2 separate regions of the Homo sapiens genome follow, and region 1 is linked to region 2. Evidence: chromatin loops called from intact Hi-C (ENCODE). Cell type or tissue: MCF 10A. All regions are shown on one strand.

Evidence for each region. A loop is a pair of places that touch in the nucleus more often than their neighbours do. Peaks named below come from ENCODE experiments on the same cell type or tissue, not always from the same donor. Only the 100,000 strongest peaks of a DNase experiment are listed, where the experiment ranks them.
Region 1: a loop joins it to region 2, with 6 times the contacts of the local background. A loop is called at or near these places in 5 of 110 quality-filtered maps.

The regions. Positions count from the first base shown.
Region 1 is chr11:9,968,521-9,976,520 of GRCh38, reverse strand. SBF2 (SET binding factor 2) reads left to right here. Exons shown (of 40, transcript NM_030962.4): 14 at 7,976-8,000. Among named protein-coding and RNA genes, the nearest start is that of LINC02709, 210 kb to the right of the region's middle. In MCF 10A, a CTCF peak has its summit at 3,445 (motif pointing right); a DNase peak (open chromatin) is centred at 3,420.
Region 2 is chr11:10,731,585-10,739,584 of GRCh38, reverse strand. No RefSeq gene overlaps it. Among named protein-coding and RNA genes, the nearest start is that of CTR9, 16 kb to the left of the region's middle. In MCF 10A, a CTCF peak has its summit at 3,608 (motif pointing right); DNase peaks (open chromatin) are centred at 3,314 and 3,684.

The DNA.
Region 1 (8,000 bases), 760 kb after region 2:
GGCTCAAGCGATCCTCCCACCTCACGCTCCCAAGTAGCTGGGACTACAGACACTTACCACCATACCTGGCTTTGTCTGACAGTTTTAGAAAAAGTTAAAGGAAATATTAAAGAACTTAAAATTCTGTGTAAAATAATATCAGATATCTGGGCCAGGCGCAGTGGCTCACGCCTGTAATCCCAGCACTTTGGAAGACCGAGGCGGGCAGATCATGAGGTCAGGAGTTGGAGACCAGCCTGCCCAACATGGTGAAACACATCTCTACTAAAGATACAAAAAATTAGCCAGGTGTGGTGGCATGTGCCTGTAATCCCAGCTACTCGGGAGGCTGAGGCAGGAGAATCGCTTGAACCTGGGAGGCAAAGGTTGCAGTGAGCCGAGATCACGTCATTGCACTCCAGCCTGGGCAGCAAGACAAGACTTCGTCTCAAAAAAAAAAAAAAAAAAAGAAGAAGAAGAAGAAGAAGAATATGAGATTTATAATTGTGCCTTATGGATATTTCATTGCCCAGCATTGAACCAAATAGAATCCTAATGGGAGAACAAAACTCAAATACAAGAAATAACTAGTCCAAATCAAATAAAATCTACGCCCTTTACATTTCCGCAAAATGTTAATTTCACTACCAGGTTAATTTCACTACATGTCATCTACACTGATGATATTTATACTGTTTGCCAACTGTGAATAAAGGAATTTTTTAATTATAGGAAGGAAGTAAAATATTGTGATTACCTTTAGAGAGTCAAGACATAGACATAAACGACTTATATAGATAATGATGATGAAATGAAGCCCTGCCCGCAAAGCATAGGCTTCAAATTGAACCCCCCTCCCGTCCTATCTGATTTCTTTGTTCACTTATAAGTCAGGTTTATCATGATCTAATTTTTATATACAGTAAAATGTATACTTTTTAATCTACAGTTACGAGTTTTGACAAATGCATGAAGTCATACAACCACTAGCATCACAATAAGTAGGTAGAGTATTTCTATCACTCCCCCAAAGTTCCTTAATTCTCCTTTATAGTCACATCTTCCCACCACCTCAAACACTTGGCAACCACTGATCAATTTTTTTGTCTGTATAGTTTTGCCTTTTCCATAATGGCATTATGTAGTTTTTTGAGTTTAGCTTCATTCACTTAGCACAGTGCATTTCAGATTCAATCATGTTGCTTCATACAGTTGTTTATTCCTTTTTCTGAGTGGTAATCCACTTTATGGATGGACTAAAGTTTTATTTACCTGTTGACCAACTGAAAGACAATTTTAGCAATAATGAATAAAACCACCCCAAACATTTGCATAAGTTTTTGTATAAATATAAGTTTTCATTTCTCTTGTATGAATACCTAGGAGTGGGAGGCTGGAATATATGGTAATACAATATTTAACTGTATAGGAAACTGCCAAACTGTTTTCTCAAGTGTCTACGTTATTTTGCATTTTCACCAGCAGTATATTAGCATTCCATTTGTGCCACATCTTTACTAACACTTGGTATTGTCAGTTGGTTTCTTTTTTTCTTTTTTTTTTTTTTTTTTTTTTTTTTTTGAGTCAAAGTTTCGCTGTTGTTGCCCAGGCTGGAGTGCCATGGCACAATCTTGACTCATCACAACCTCTGCCTCCTGGGTTCAAGCGATTCTCCTGCCTCAGCCTCCCAAGTAGCTGGGATTATAGGCATACACCACCACACCTGGCTAATTTTATATTTTTAGTAGAGGCGGGGTTTCTCCATGTTGATCAGGCTGGTCTCGAACTCCCGTGAGCCACCCGCCTCGGCCTCGCAAAGTGCTGGGATTATAGGCATGAGCTACTGCACCCGGCTGGTTTCTTTCTTTTCTTTTTTTTTTTTTTTTGGGCGGTGTTGGGGGTGTCTTGTTTTAGCCTTTCCAACAGGTATGTGGTGGTATCTCATTGTGATTCTAATTTGTATTTCAGCAGGTGAGTGAGAGTATAGGACTGTTAGCTGGTCACTGTATGTTGCCTTCGTACTTGTGACAAGAGTACTTGTCTTAGAATAGGAAATCTCTATCTGGAGTCATGAATTAGAGCAGTGGTTCTCAACAGGAGCAACCCTCCCACCCTACTTCATGAAATTGGTCTGGAGACATTTTTGGTGGTCACAGTTGGAGGGACTGTGCTACTGTCATCTAGTGGATAAAGGCCAAAGATACTTCTAAACATCTTACAATACACAAGACACCTACTCTTTATCGCAAATAATTATCAAGCCCAAATGTCAATTAGTGCATAGGTTGAGAAACCCTGAATTAGGGCAACCAGCATATCAAATATTAAAGTCATCTACTTGTATTAAGGATAAGACATTCAGTTGAATGTCTCAGTCATCTCACAAGGATGTGATCCTTGAAAGTCCTATGAAGTTGGAAAATTGAGGATGAGTCATTCCATCAATGTCATGTACACTACCAGGCAACTCTAAAGAGTCCAGTTACGTTTTGACAATGTTTAACAATTTACTCCAGTGACAGTATTGCCATCAACTGTATTAGAAAAAAAATTTGTGTCACTTGCTATCCCACATAGCTCTAAGTATAATTTGTGCACGTTAAATAATTTCAAATACTTGAATTAATCTGGGAAACTTGATAAGCTCTAACAATATCATATTGATTTGTCTTTCAGTGCTGAGACCAATACATAGGAAAAATTTTCTTTTTCCCAAGGTGGCTGTTGCCTACTTTGAATTTCCATTGGGGTTTGGGGCTTTTGTTGTGCCTTGCTTTGCTTTTATTTGAAATTAGTTTCAAGCCTTGTATTCTGTAACCCCTAGGCATATTCTCACTTAGCCTACCAAAGCTGGGGGTAGCTGGGCGTGCTGCAGGGGGGAGGGGTGCTGCAGACCAGATGATGTGTGTATATGTCACTTTTTCATGTCTGAGAAAAATCATTCTACCTCGAATTACTAAAGTATACTCTTAAAGCAGGATTATAGAGACCATTCCTTGAAAATCATTATCCAAATTCAAAATGTAAAAGACAGTGCATTCTGCCAAACTCTTTTCAGTAGTTTATTTTGGTTACTTTGGAAAAAAATGTTGCCAGGTTCACTGTAAGTGTTTAGTTGTCTAGCCCTTGTTTATTACTTTATATTTGCATTTCTCTGGAATCAAAGATGAAAATTTGGCTGCTGCTTTGTACTGTCGGAAAATAACGGATTTCCTTATTTCAACAAGGAGATTCAACACAAAATTTGGCTGTAGCTTTTAATGAGCTTGGTGACGTTCAAGGGACCAGTCCAAACACATCTTGTGTTACAAGTAAAAGCAGATGTTTTTAAGTATATGCAGAATACAGTGAGCCCTACCCTAAACTTCCTCTCATTGCTATTGTCTTCTCAAAAGTCATTTCGCGACCAAGTTAGGTTCAAGGTAGCAAATGTGGTCCTTTACATTTATCATGCTGCCCGTTAGAGGGCAGCAGTATACAGACTCAGGAGCCAGAAAACCAAATATTACTGTATTCTGGGGCATAAGTCTTTTTCGAATCTTCTAAACACAGCTAAATATATCATAATTTAACAAAATCCCTAATCTGCATTTTGGTGTAGAATATCTATATAACTACAGATATTCAACTTTGAACTTTGTTTTAACATGATCTTTTTTACAAGCTTGTAAATTAATGCTTGTAATTCTAAATTGTGTATGGATTTGGTTTACAATATTTCTAATTGCTTCTGGGAAGACTCTATTTAAAACTTATTGGAGGGCTGGGCGTGGTGGCTTACGCCTGTAATCCCAGCGCTTTGGGAGGCTGAGGCTGGTGGATCACGAGGTCAGAAGTTTGAGACCAGCCTGAACAACATAGTGAAACCCCGTCTCTACTAAAAATACAAAAGAATTAGCCAGGCGTGGTGGTGCACACCTGTAATCCCAGCTACTTGGGAGGCTGAGGCAGAAGAATCACTTGAACCCGGGAGGCAGAGGTTGCAGCGAGCAGAGATCGCGCCACTGCACCCCAGCCTGGACAACAAAGTGAAACTCTGTCTCAAAAACAAACAAACAAACAAAAAACATATTGGATACTACTACTATAATTACTAAAATGTAAGTAGTTGGTAATGTGTTGGAAATCTTGGGAGAAAGAGATGGCTTTAGTTATAGAAGCATGGTACCATGCCATAGAATATGCAGAGAATAAGAGAATACATATTTTTTAAATGAATGTAGCCAAAATTTTTGGAAAACAGCCTTTAGATTCATTCTGGGGTGGTGTGTGTGTGTGTGTTTGTGTGTTCTAACAGCTTTACTGTAACAGCTCGTTCAATACTCATAAGAACCTTATGAAGTAGGTACTATATTATTATCTTCCTTACAGATGTGAAAACTACAACACATGGGGTAAGTGAATTGACACTGCACCAGGTCACACTACTAGTAAGTGGCCAAGCTAGAGTTTGAAACGAGGCGTTCTGAAATCAGAGATCATGAACTAAAAATACTTTGTTATACTACCTCTCATTGAATTGTCTAACCTTTCCCCCTGAATTGTCATGCCACCTATCTCTATCATATTTTCTCACATAGTCCTGTTTTGGGGCTCTCTATTCTATTCCATTCATCCTTTTAACCCTTCACTAATAACAGTTGTTGTACTGTATTAATTATTAAAGGTTTATGTAAGTTTTGATATCTGGAAATCTTAACTCTCCCACTTAACTCTTCTTCAGAATTTCCTTGACTATTTTTGGTCTTTGTATGTCCCTATGAAGTTTAGGATGAACTTACCAAATTATAGGACCAACTCTTTAGAGATTTTGACTAGAAGTGATATGTGCATCCTTCTTTTTCTTTTTCTTTTTCCTTTCTTGAGACAAGGTCTCACTCTGTCACCCAGGCTGGAGTGTGGTGGTGCAATCACAGCTCACCACAGCCTCCATCTCCCAGGCTTAAACTATCCTCCTCCCTCAGTCCCCTGAGTAGCTGGGACCATGGGCAGGCACCACCATGCCTGGCTAATTTTTTATTTTTTTGTAGAAATGGGGTCTCACTATGTTGCCCAGACTGGTCTTGAACTCCTGGACTAAAGTGATCTGCCCACTCCGAACTCCCAAAGTGCTGAGATTACATAAGCATAAGACACTGTGCCTGGCCAATGCATCCTGCTTTTTCTAAACCACCCCAAGTCATTTTTGGAAAAAGACAGAAGACAGATAATATAACAATAGAGAAAAATATATATATATAACTAGAAAAAATACTGGTGTTACTAAGATTATTTCTACTTTTATTTTTCCAAGTTTTAAATTTTATTATAAATATTTACTTCATGGGAAATATATTTAGAGTTTTAATTTTTATTATAAAGAAAATATAGATAGAAACCAAAGTAATGAATATACTTTAAATAATTCAGACCTCAAGATCCATATGAATTACCTGGCCAGCCTGAAAAAAAAGATACCTACCCAATATGTTTTAGAGAATTGATATTTATTATTTTTGGGAAGACAGTATATGAGTAAGAGTCATGCCTAAAGAACAGAGAAGAACAAAAACACTACTTTTTGAAAAGGGCAGTTTTAGACACTACAGGCCAGTGACATTGGTGTTAAGTCCAGACAGAATTGTAAAACACTTTTTCAACATTTGGTTTAGAAAGAGTGATTACTAAGAGTTGGACTAAGGATTTACTTACTTATTTTTCCCTGTCTTTGCTAGATATGGGGGGAAATACAGAGCATGTATGAGAGCTGCTTTGGCAAGAACAGATTTTAAATCTGATTTCACCTTCTGAGGAGCCTTATATAAGATAAGCTTAATTATATAACTTAGGCAAAGTTGTTTTCCCTGCATCACATAATAAGGACTAGAGCAAGAACTGGAACCCATGTGTTTTGACACTTACGGCAGTGGGAGGAAGCAGTGTGTTTCTATTATATTGCTGAGGCATACTAGCTATATCATCTGCCTTAGCCCAACATTTTCTTTATCTAGGTCTGGGCCATATAACCAAAAAGAATTGTGGGGAGCAGCCCTAAGAAGTGATGGCAGTTGGCCATTTTAAGTGTCAAGAGGATGTATGGGAGGCTGAGGCGGGTGGATCACGAGGTCAGGAAATCAAGACCGTCCTGGCTAACACAGTGAAACCCTGTCTCTACTAAAAATACAAAAAATTAGCCGGGCGTGGTGGTGGGCCCTGTTGTCCCAGCTCCTCGGGAGACTGAGGCAGGAGAATGGTGTGAACCCGGGAGGTGGAGCTTGCAGTGAGCCGAGATCACGCCACTGCCCTCCAGCCTGGGCGACAGAGCAAGACTGCGTCTAAAAAAAAAAAAAAATAGGATATATGGGATAGTATTGAGTTTAATCTACAGCATGAATAACATAAGTTCAGTGGGAATAAGGAATTTTCTGGTCGCAAAGAATAAGTGTTAGAATTGGTCAAGAATAGTTGTAAAGCAGCCTTCCCTAGAGAACTTTATGAAAGAATGGATTCCATTCTACCTGGAGTGTTTGAGATCTAATCCTGCTTAACTAGATGACTAAAAAGTTCATGCCAACCCAAAGAGTCTACAAAAATATTAGCTGACACATTTAATTCAATTCTTGCAATCCTTATGTGTGTTCAGCATTGTGTCCCCCTCATTAAGATGCAGTGGGAAGAGCTTTAGAGTGCCTGCTGTGTGCCAGGCAGTTTCTAGATGCAGTAGGTATACGTCTACTCTCATGGAGCTTTATTTTATGGAGAGAAGGATAGACAATAAACAAGTTAAATAAAATGTAAAGTATGTGAGAGAGTGATAAGTGATATAGAGAAAAATATAACAGGGATAGGGAGTGTGTTGGGGAAGAGAGTATAATTTAAGATAAGGTGATTGGGAAAGGTGGCTTTTGAGCTAAGAAATGCAAGAAAGGAAGGAGGATGCTGTACAGATTCATGGGGCACAGGCATTCCAGGCAGAGAGAACAGTTAAGTGCAAAGGCTTTGAGTCAGGAACAAGAAGTTCTGTGTGTCTAGAGCAGAAAAAAATGAAAGAAATCATGGCAGGACACATCATATAGAAAGGCCAGATCTTGTAGGGTGTTGTAAGTTGTTTTAAGAACTTTGGGTTTTATTGTGAGTGAGATGACAAGCCATTGGAATGAACAGAACGGTTATGTGATGAACTGACATACTCTTAACTAGATCACATAGTCTGCAGTGTTGAATGAAGGAGTACAGGTGGAAGCAGGGAGACTAGGAGACTGTTGTATTGCTGTAACGTGAGGTGTTGACTTGAACCAAAGTGTTGTGAAACTGGCCAAGTTGTAAACATTTTAAAGGTCAAGTCCACAAGATCTGCAGAGGAATGGATAGTTGGGTGTTAGAGAATGGCATTAAAGATAACTCTAAGCTTTTTGTCTAAATGATTGGAAAAAATAAATGTGCCATTTACTGATGTGAGGAAGACTGAAGAAAGCAGGGATAGAGGTGGGTGAAGATTAAGAGCTGCATTCTGGACATAGGTTTAGAATTTTTTAAAAAATCCAAGTGAAAATATTGTATAGAGAGTTAAACATGTGGGTATGGGGTTTAGGAGAAAACTTGTTTAAAGAAAAAAACTTGTGAATTGTTGGTATTTTTATGGTTTAAAGATAGGAGACTGGAAGTGATCACCAAGGAATGAATGTTAATAGAAAAAAGACCCAAGGACTGAGCCCTGAGATATTCACATTGTTAAGGGATTAGGGAGATGAGAAATAGACAAAGATGTAGCAAGAAGACCTAGAAACCAAGTAAAGAAAGTGTTCATGGAAGAGGAAGACAGATGCCAAGCTGTATCAGATGCTGCTGATAGAGCATGTAAGAAGAAGTAAGATTTTGGTACTTCATGTTTTATGGCGTATATATGAATGTATGTATAACTACCCAGCTCGTGTCCCTGTAAGCTCCCACTCCCTTCCTGGTGATCTGCCATTGTTATTTTAACTTGGAGTAATTTTACCTATGTCTGATATTACAGGAGAATCCAAATCCTCATATGGCAT
Region 2 (8,000 bases):
ACTATGTTGCCCAGGCTGGTCTTGAACTTCTGGCCTCAAGGAATCTTCCCACCTTGGCCTCTCAAAGTGCTGGGATTACAGATGTGAGCCACCATGCCTGGCCTAGTTTATTCTCTTTAATCACTGTATGGTATTGTGTCATGTGGATGATGGATGATGGATCATTTAGGTACTTTTGATGAACACTTTGGGTTTGGCTTTTATAAAAATTCTGCCATGAAGATTCCTGTACATATATATGGCTCAGTTTTGTAGCTATAATAAACTATTTCTAAATTCTTTGCTATGTGAAAGGATATGTGCCTTTTACATTTTGATAGATTTTGTCAAAGTAACGTGCAATAAGATCGCATCAGTTGTACTACCCTCTCATTAAAAGTGGGTGGCGGTATTCCTTCCCTCATATTCCTGCCAGCACTCGGGAAGACTTTCACCAGTTTAAGTGGAAAGAAAACGTTTTCTCACTATTTTGATTTGCATTTCTTCTACTATACCTCAAGTAGAGCATCTCTCCATATGTTTACAGTCTTTGGAATTTGTTTTTCTATAAACCATTTCTATCCTTTGCACAACTTTCTATTAGTTTGTTCTTTTTTGTTGTTGTTGCATTCATGTGTGTCAGTTCTATTTATGTTAAGAAAAAAAGCTCTTTTACAAATATGTTTTCAATATTTTCCCTGTTTTTGTTTTTGTAGAGATAGGGGGTCTCACTGTGTTGTACAGGCTGTTCTCAAACTCCTGGCTCAAGCAATCCACCTGCCTGGGCCTTCCAAGGTGCTGGGACTGTTTTCCTTATTTTTGAACTGAGTCTTTTGATTTAGTTGTTTTATTTTTCCTTCTTTTTTTGTACCAAAGTTAGATTGCTACTTAGACAAACTTATTAATTTTTTGCCTTATTGCTTCGAGTTTTGGGCTTTTCAAACAAAGTCCTCACCTTTCTTAGATTTGTAATAAATTGATCCACATTCTAAGATATTTTATGATTTTTTTTACAAGTATTTGATTCACTAACACTGTTAGGCTAAGGAGTCAGAGAGGAACTCGCCCTTGTCATCTTAACAGGTACTGACCAGCTGTACTATCACCATTTGTTTACTAATCTCTCTTTTCCCAGGTAATTAGAAATCTCACCTTTACTTTACACTAAATTCCCTGTACATTTGAGTCTACTTCTGATTTTTCTTTGGTTCCACTGATTTCTTCTCTTATATCAAATTGGTTTACTTAATGGAGTTTCAAAATATGTTTTGATATCAGGGTAGACCTGGAAGTGGACATACTTTGGATGGGGCAAATGGAGAAGATCTTGTTGACTAGGTGACAGGTAGGCTGACGTTTGAAGAGTAGGAAGTAACCAGCTTTACAGAGATGAGGCAGGAGCATTCCAGGTAGAGGAAGCTGCATGTACAAGAGCTGGAGGAAGAAAACAGCTTGGCATGCATACAGGAGGTTAAACGAAAAAAAGGCCAGTGGTGAGCACATTAAACGAGGGAGAGAAGGATGTGAAATGGGATGGGGAAGCTAGGCCAGATTTTGTAGGACTTCGTAGACCATGGTAAGGAGCTTGGTTTTGTCCTAAGCACAAAGGGAAGCAGTTAATGAATTTGAAGTAGGAAACTGACATACTCCAATTTCCCAGAGGATGACATCGTCACTCTGGCTGTTATGTGGAGGTGGAGGGGACAGATGTGGAACTTTAAAAAATATCATCGGCTGGATGCAGTGGGTCACACCCACAATCCTAGCACTCTGGGAGGCAGAGGCAGGAGGATGATCTGAGCTGAGGAGTTTGAGAACAGCCTGGACAACTTAGCAAGACCTTGTCTCCACAAAAAAACGTGTGTGTGTGCGTAAATGTGTAAATATTTGGGCTTATCTATATTATAAAGTCTCAGCAAGTGAGCAAGTGATACATTTGCTGAGATGGGGAAGGCAGGTTTGGGAGTGACAGAGCCAGGATTAAATCAGGGTTGAGACACTAAGTTTGACAGATCTGGGAAATCCAAAAGCTGAGAGTGGGCAGGTGGTTCTTTGATATGTGTGGATCTGGAGCCAGAAGGAGGGGTCTAGGTGGAGACACCAATCCAAATAGGAATGTTATTCAAAATCACAGGAATGCAGGAGATGATGGAGGAGAAGTAGAGTGTGGAGAGAGAAGAAAAGAGGGCCCAGGACCAGGCCCAGAGGAGCATCAGCATTTCGAGATGGGTGGAGGTGAAGAAGTCTGCAGGACACTGGTGAGCTGGTGTGGTACGGAGAGCTGGAGGGCATGATCTCCAAATCCCACTTCTTCTTTTTTTAAATTTTTATTTTTATTTTTTTGAGATTGAGTCTCACACTGTCACTCAGGCTGGAGTGCAATGGCATGATCTCTGCTCACTGCAACCTCCACCTCCCGGGTTCTAGCGATTCTCCTGCTTCAGCCTCCTGAGTAGCTGGAATTACAGGTGTCTGCCACCACGCCTGGCTAATTTTTTATATTTTTAGTAGAGTCGGGGTTTCACTATGTTGGCTAGGCTTATCTCAAACTCCTGACCTCATGATCTGCCTGACTTGGCCTCCCAAAGTGCTGGGATTACAGGTGTGAGTTACCATGCCGGGCCTTTTTTTTTTTTTTTTTTTTTTTGAGACGGAGTCTCCCTCTGTCACTCAGTGATGTGAAGTGATCTTGGCTTACTGCAACCTCCCCATCCTGGGTTCAAGCAATTCTCCTGCCTCAGCCTCCTGAGTAGCTGGGACTACAGGCACATGCCACCATGCCCAGCTAATTTTTTAATTTTTTTGGTGGAGACGGGGGTTTCACCATATTGGCCAGGCTGGTCTCGAACTCCTGACCTCAGGTGATCTGCCCACCTCGGCCTACCAAGCTGCTGGGATAACAGGTGTGAGCCAACGCCTCACAACCCCACTTCTCAACCCTTCCATGGCTCCCACAGCACTTAGAATAGAGTCCAAATCCCTTTCCATTCTCATCGAGGCCCTGCCCCCTCTGGCTAACCTCCAGCTATAGCTACTCCCTACCTCTATCACCTTTTCTGGGACCTTCACGACAGCCTTCTTGTGCCTCTCCCTGGAATACCCACCCCAAACCCCTTATCCCTTGGATGTGACTCGTGTTCATGCTTAAGTTGCCTCCTTATCTTCCCTGAAGCTTCCCCTTGTCTTAGTCTATCCCAGCATCTTACTGAGTTCCTTTATCATGATTCACAACTGTGTATTTGTGTATACAGAACAGTGAGCGCCATTTGGGCAAGGATAGTTTCTTTTTGTATCCTTAGTACCAACCCAGTGCCTAGCAAATAGTAGAGGTGCAATAAACATATGACTCATAAATGAATGAATAAGCCCTTTTAATCTTCACCCTGGTCCTGTGAGGTAGGGATTATAACCTCTGTTTTGCTTTAAAAAAAAATCGAGGACATGAGACTCTGAACGACTAGGAAACCGTTCACAGGTTCCAGCACACTGAGAAGTGATGGGTGGGTGAAAGTATTGGTGAACCTGTTCCAGCCTCCAGATCACAGAGGAACATGAAAAGGTTGGCCAAGAGCCCCCGGTGTTCTTGGTGGCTGGTGAGCCCCGGGGCTGTGTAGGCAAGGGCCCAGCAGAGGGCAGCAGAGGGCTGCACTGGACTGGGATCACCGGAGGGAGCAGGCCCTGGGCGGAGCAAGGGGTGGGCGGCCAGGCACTGGGCTGGGACTCGGGGAGATGACCTTGTTTTGTCTAATCCTTTGTAGGACTCTAGAGTGCGCTGATGGAGCGCTTGAGGCAACGTTCCTATTTGTGTTTACATGTGCTGATCCTCACCACAGAGTATAAGGAAGCCGTCTTTCTTACCGTGGGGCCCTTGTTGGAAATGTCACTAAGTTTCTCCAAGGAGGCGGGAGGAGAGGACAGAGGACGGGGGTGGGGGTGACGGAGGGCCCTGAGGTGGAATGGTGAGTACAAATGTGCAAATGAGATTTTTGGCCTTGGCTGCTAGGGGACAAACGTCCTAGGGTGGCCTCCAGCAGTTAGCGCCAGGCAGGGAGCTGGGAAGGCTCTGAGACAGCTGAGTGGGGGAAATAGGAGGTCATAATTGGTTCAGGGACATACATTGTCAGAAATGATTTTCTAGGTTTCTTATGCTCTCTGAATGGATTTCCTTTCTCTTCTCCTTTTTCGTTAGGAAAGTTGTTAAAATTTCCACCCTATCATCTATGCTTAGGGGAAAAGGGATTTTGCTCATAAACGGGGGCGAGGGTTGGGGGATGGGGGAGACCCTTGGGGGCCAGCAAGGTGGTAGCAGCAGAGTCAGAATGGAAGGCCCCAACAAGAATTATATAATGGACAATGGGGACTGGTGGGGGTGGAGGGAAGGTTGGGAGGGGAGTAGGGATAAAAGACTACATATTGGGTACAGTGTACATTGCTGGGGTGACGGGTGCAATACAATGTCAGAAATCACCACTGATGGACTTATCCATGTAACCAAAAACCGCCTATACCCCAAAAACTATTGAAATAAAATAAAATAAAATAAAATTTTAAAAAATAATGCAAGGCACACTTAGTCCAGCATATGGTCTTCTCAACTAATACAAACATACACACACACTTATATGCACAATCACAACATACATGCTTACACAGTCACATCATGTGTACAATACACTCTCATACCCACAAACACACACCTCACACACTGACACATCACACATACACACTGACACAACACAATACACCCACACCCACACCCACACTGAAGAAGGGTCTTTGGGGTGAATATCTGCAGTTGCCATTGCAGGTTCCCCCATCCTATTGTGGTTTAAGTCTAGGATCAAACCAACTCTTAGTTTCAGGGGTCAGTTCCAATTGGCCTAAACCCATCAACATAATCCCTGCCCCCTTGGCATTCCCTTGGCCACTGCGATTGTTTTAGGGGTGGGCATACAACCACACTGATCCCCCAGACATGAGTGAGGAAGCGCTGAGCCCTGGACGCTGTCAGCTGCCTTGTGCTACCTCAAGGAAAGGCTGGTTTAGAAAAAGCTGACTGGGAGGCAGAGGTGAGAAACTTTCAGACAAGCAGAGTTGCAGCCCCCAAAACACTGGGAGCTCTCAACAGCCCGTGCCAGAAGCCCACGTTACCTCTAAACTTTAGATTTTGTAAACCAATACATTGTTTTGGTTGTTTAAGGCATTCAAGTTGGATTTTCTTTCCCTTCCTCCCTTCCTTCCTTCCTTTCTTTCATCTCACTGTGTCACCCAGACTGGAGTGCAGTGGTATGATCATAGCTCACTATAGGCTCAAACTCATGGGCTCAAGCAATCCTCCCACCTCAGCCTCCTGAATAGCTAGGATTACAGGTGGGTGCCACTGCGCCCGGCCATTTTCTGTTTCTTATACCTGAAAATCTCAGAATGGATCTACTGCTCCCAGAACTTTTTTATGGGAAAGCCCAGGAGGGGTCCAGCCTCCTCTTTAAGGAGGACTGCTCCTTCCTCCCCCTCCTTTGTCCTCTTGGTCCTCAAAGTAACCGCATGCACCTGACACAGTTCTTGGAGCCTTATGCATATAACAGAGAAGAAGAAAATAGTATTTAAAACCATGGCCCACTGTAGCCGCTTTGCCTTAAAAAGGAAAGTGACACAATTGAAATCTGTAACAAATCTCTAAATAGATCTTGTTCCTTGCAGAGGCCAAGATGAGATTCCAGCCAATGTTTGGAAATTTCAAAGAGCAGGAAACCTAGGCTGACATGGTGGCTCTCAGGGCACAGGATTATTATTTATATATATAATATATTCAATTATATCAGTATATATTATATATATTTAAATGTATTCATTTAATGAGTGAATTAAGCACCCTAAAAAGTGAGCATTGCTTTCCCCATTTTACAGATTATGAATGAGGCTCAGAGACAGAATCACCCACTCAGCTACAAAGGGGTGGAACTGGGCTTCCAAGCCAGGGCTTCTTGGCTCTAAAGTTTGTGGTTGCCCTTCCAGAACAGAATGCCATTTGCCACCCCCATAGCGGCCTCCTGCCTGTGATTTGGTCTAGGTGGGCTTCTCGGGAAGGGACATGTTAAAGAGGTAGAAGGCAAGTTTTATTTGTATGTTTACTTAACTTCTCATGTTTAGTTAAACTTTCATGGGAGTGACAGAGGGGGGATGGGGAGAATAGAGAAACTCTTTTTTTTCTGAGACAGAGTCTCACTGTGTTGCCCAGGCTGGAGTGCAGTGGCACGATCTTGGCTCACTGCAACCTCCACCTCTGGGGTTCAGGTGATTCTTGTGCTTCAGCCTCCCGAGTAGCTGAGACTACAGGTGCAAGCCGCCACCCAGCTAATTTTGTATTTAGTAGAGATGGGGTTTTGCCATGTTGGCCAGGCTGGTCTGGAACTCCTGGGCTCAGGTCATCTGCCCACCTCTGCCTCCCAAAGTGCTGGGATTACAGGCGTGAGCCACTGCACCTGGCAGAGAAACTCTTATACCAGGATTCTGATCATGGTAGGAAGGAGAAGCCCAGTGGGCCTTGGAAAGTCAAACTCTGCTGGGGAGGCAGTGTGGCATAGTGCTGGGCACACAGGCTTAGAGCCCAGCTAGACTGAATTCAAGTCCCAGGGCCACGGTGTATTAACCGTGATCTCACACAAGTTAATAAACCTATTAAGACTTGAGTTTCTATTAACCTATTAACTTAATAGGTTAATAAACCTATTAAGACCTTAAAAATGAGACCTACCTCCTAAGGTCTTTGAGGAAATCAAACCAAAAACCACAAGTAAAGCACTTAGCATAGTGCCTAGCATCCCTCAAATGATAGCTGTCATCATACACATTAAAATACATAGTGCTTGGAAGATTCGGAGGCATTCTAAAATCCCCTCCTGGTAAACGTTGCCATGCTCATATACTACGCCATACTGAGAGGGCACGGGAAAGCAGCTCATGCACAGTGCTTTTTTCTGTTTTTGGCGCTTGGGAGCAAGCTGGTGGGAAGTGCGGTGGGCTTCGACTCGGACTACCTCTGTCATTGTCTATTGGTATGAAAGGAGAAGGACCTGCTGACTATACAAAAGACCAGTATCCATCATGGAGACATGAGGACAGAGGGATTGAAATATATTTGGTTTTTCGGTGCCAGGAAGCCTGGCACAGAAGAGCTGGTTCTCAGAGATCCGGGTGCCCCCTATCTCTGACATCTGGCCCAGAAATCAAGCTGGAGGAGGTAGGAAATCTGATCACCATGCTTGGCCAGGACCTGTTCAGAGATTGTCAAGGCTGGGATAGGGGTGCAGGTCAGGTCTGCCCTGGGAGCTGGCTAGAAGGAAGGTGAGGCAGGCAAGGCACTCGGGGCACAGCATTTGAAGAGACACTCACTCTCAGGTGCTGACCCTGCACTTGCATGGGCCAGAGAAGGAGTGTCTTCTTCAATTCTGTGTCCTGGGTACCCCCCCTTGACTCCCTAGCTAGCAGGGAGAGAGAGAGAGAGAAAGAGAGAGAGAGAGAGAAGATGCAAGGAAGATGAAAGTCATAGTCCTTTATAGCCTAATCTCAGAAGTGACACCCCATCACTTTAGTCCTATTATGTTAGAAGCAACTCACTCTGTACAGTACACACACACACACACACACACACACACACACACACATGAGGGGACACACCAAGATGTGACTGTAACTGCCTATTGGGTTCTCCTTGCCTGCTGCCTAGACAGAGCCAATTTATCAAGACAGGGAAATTGCAATAGAGAAAGAGTTTAATTCACACAGAGTCAGCTGTGTGGGAGACCAGAGTTTTATTATTACTCAAAGCTGTCTCCCTGAAAACTCGAGGATTGGGGTTCTTAATGATAATTTGCCGAGTAGGGTGTCGGGAAGTGGGGAGTGCTGATTGGTCAGGTGGGATATGAAGTCATAGGGAGTTGAAGCTGTCCTCTTGCACTGAGTCAGTTCCTGGGTAGGGGCCACATGACTGGATGAGCCAGTTTATCAATCTGGGTGGTACC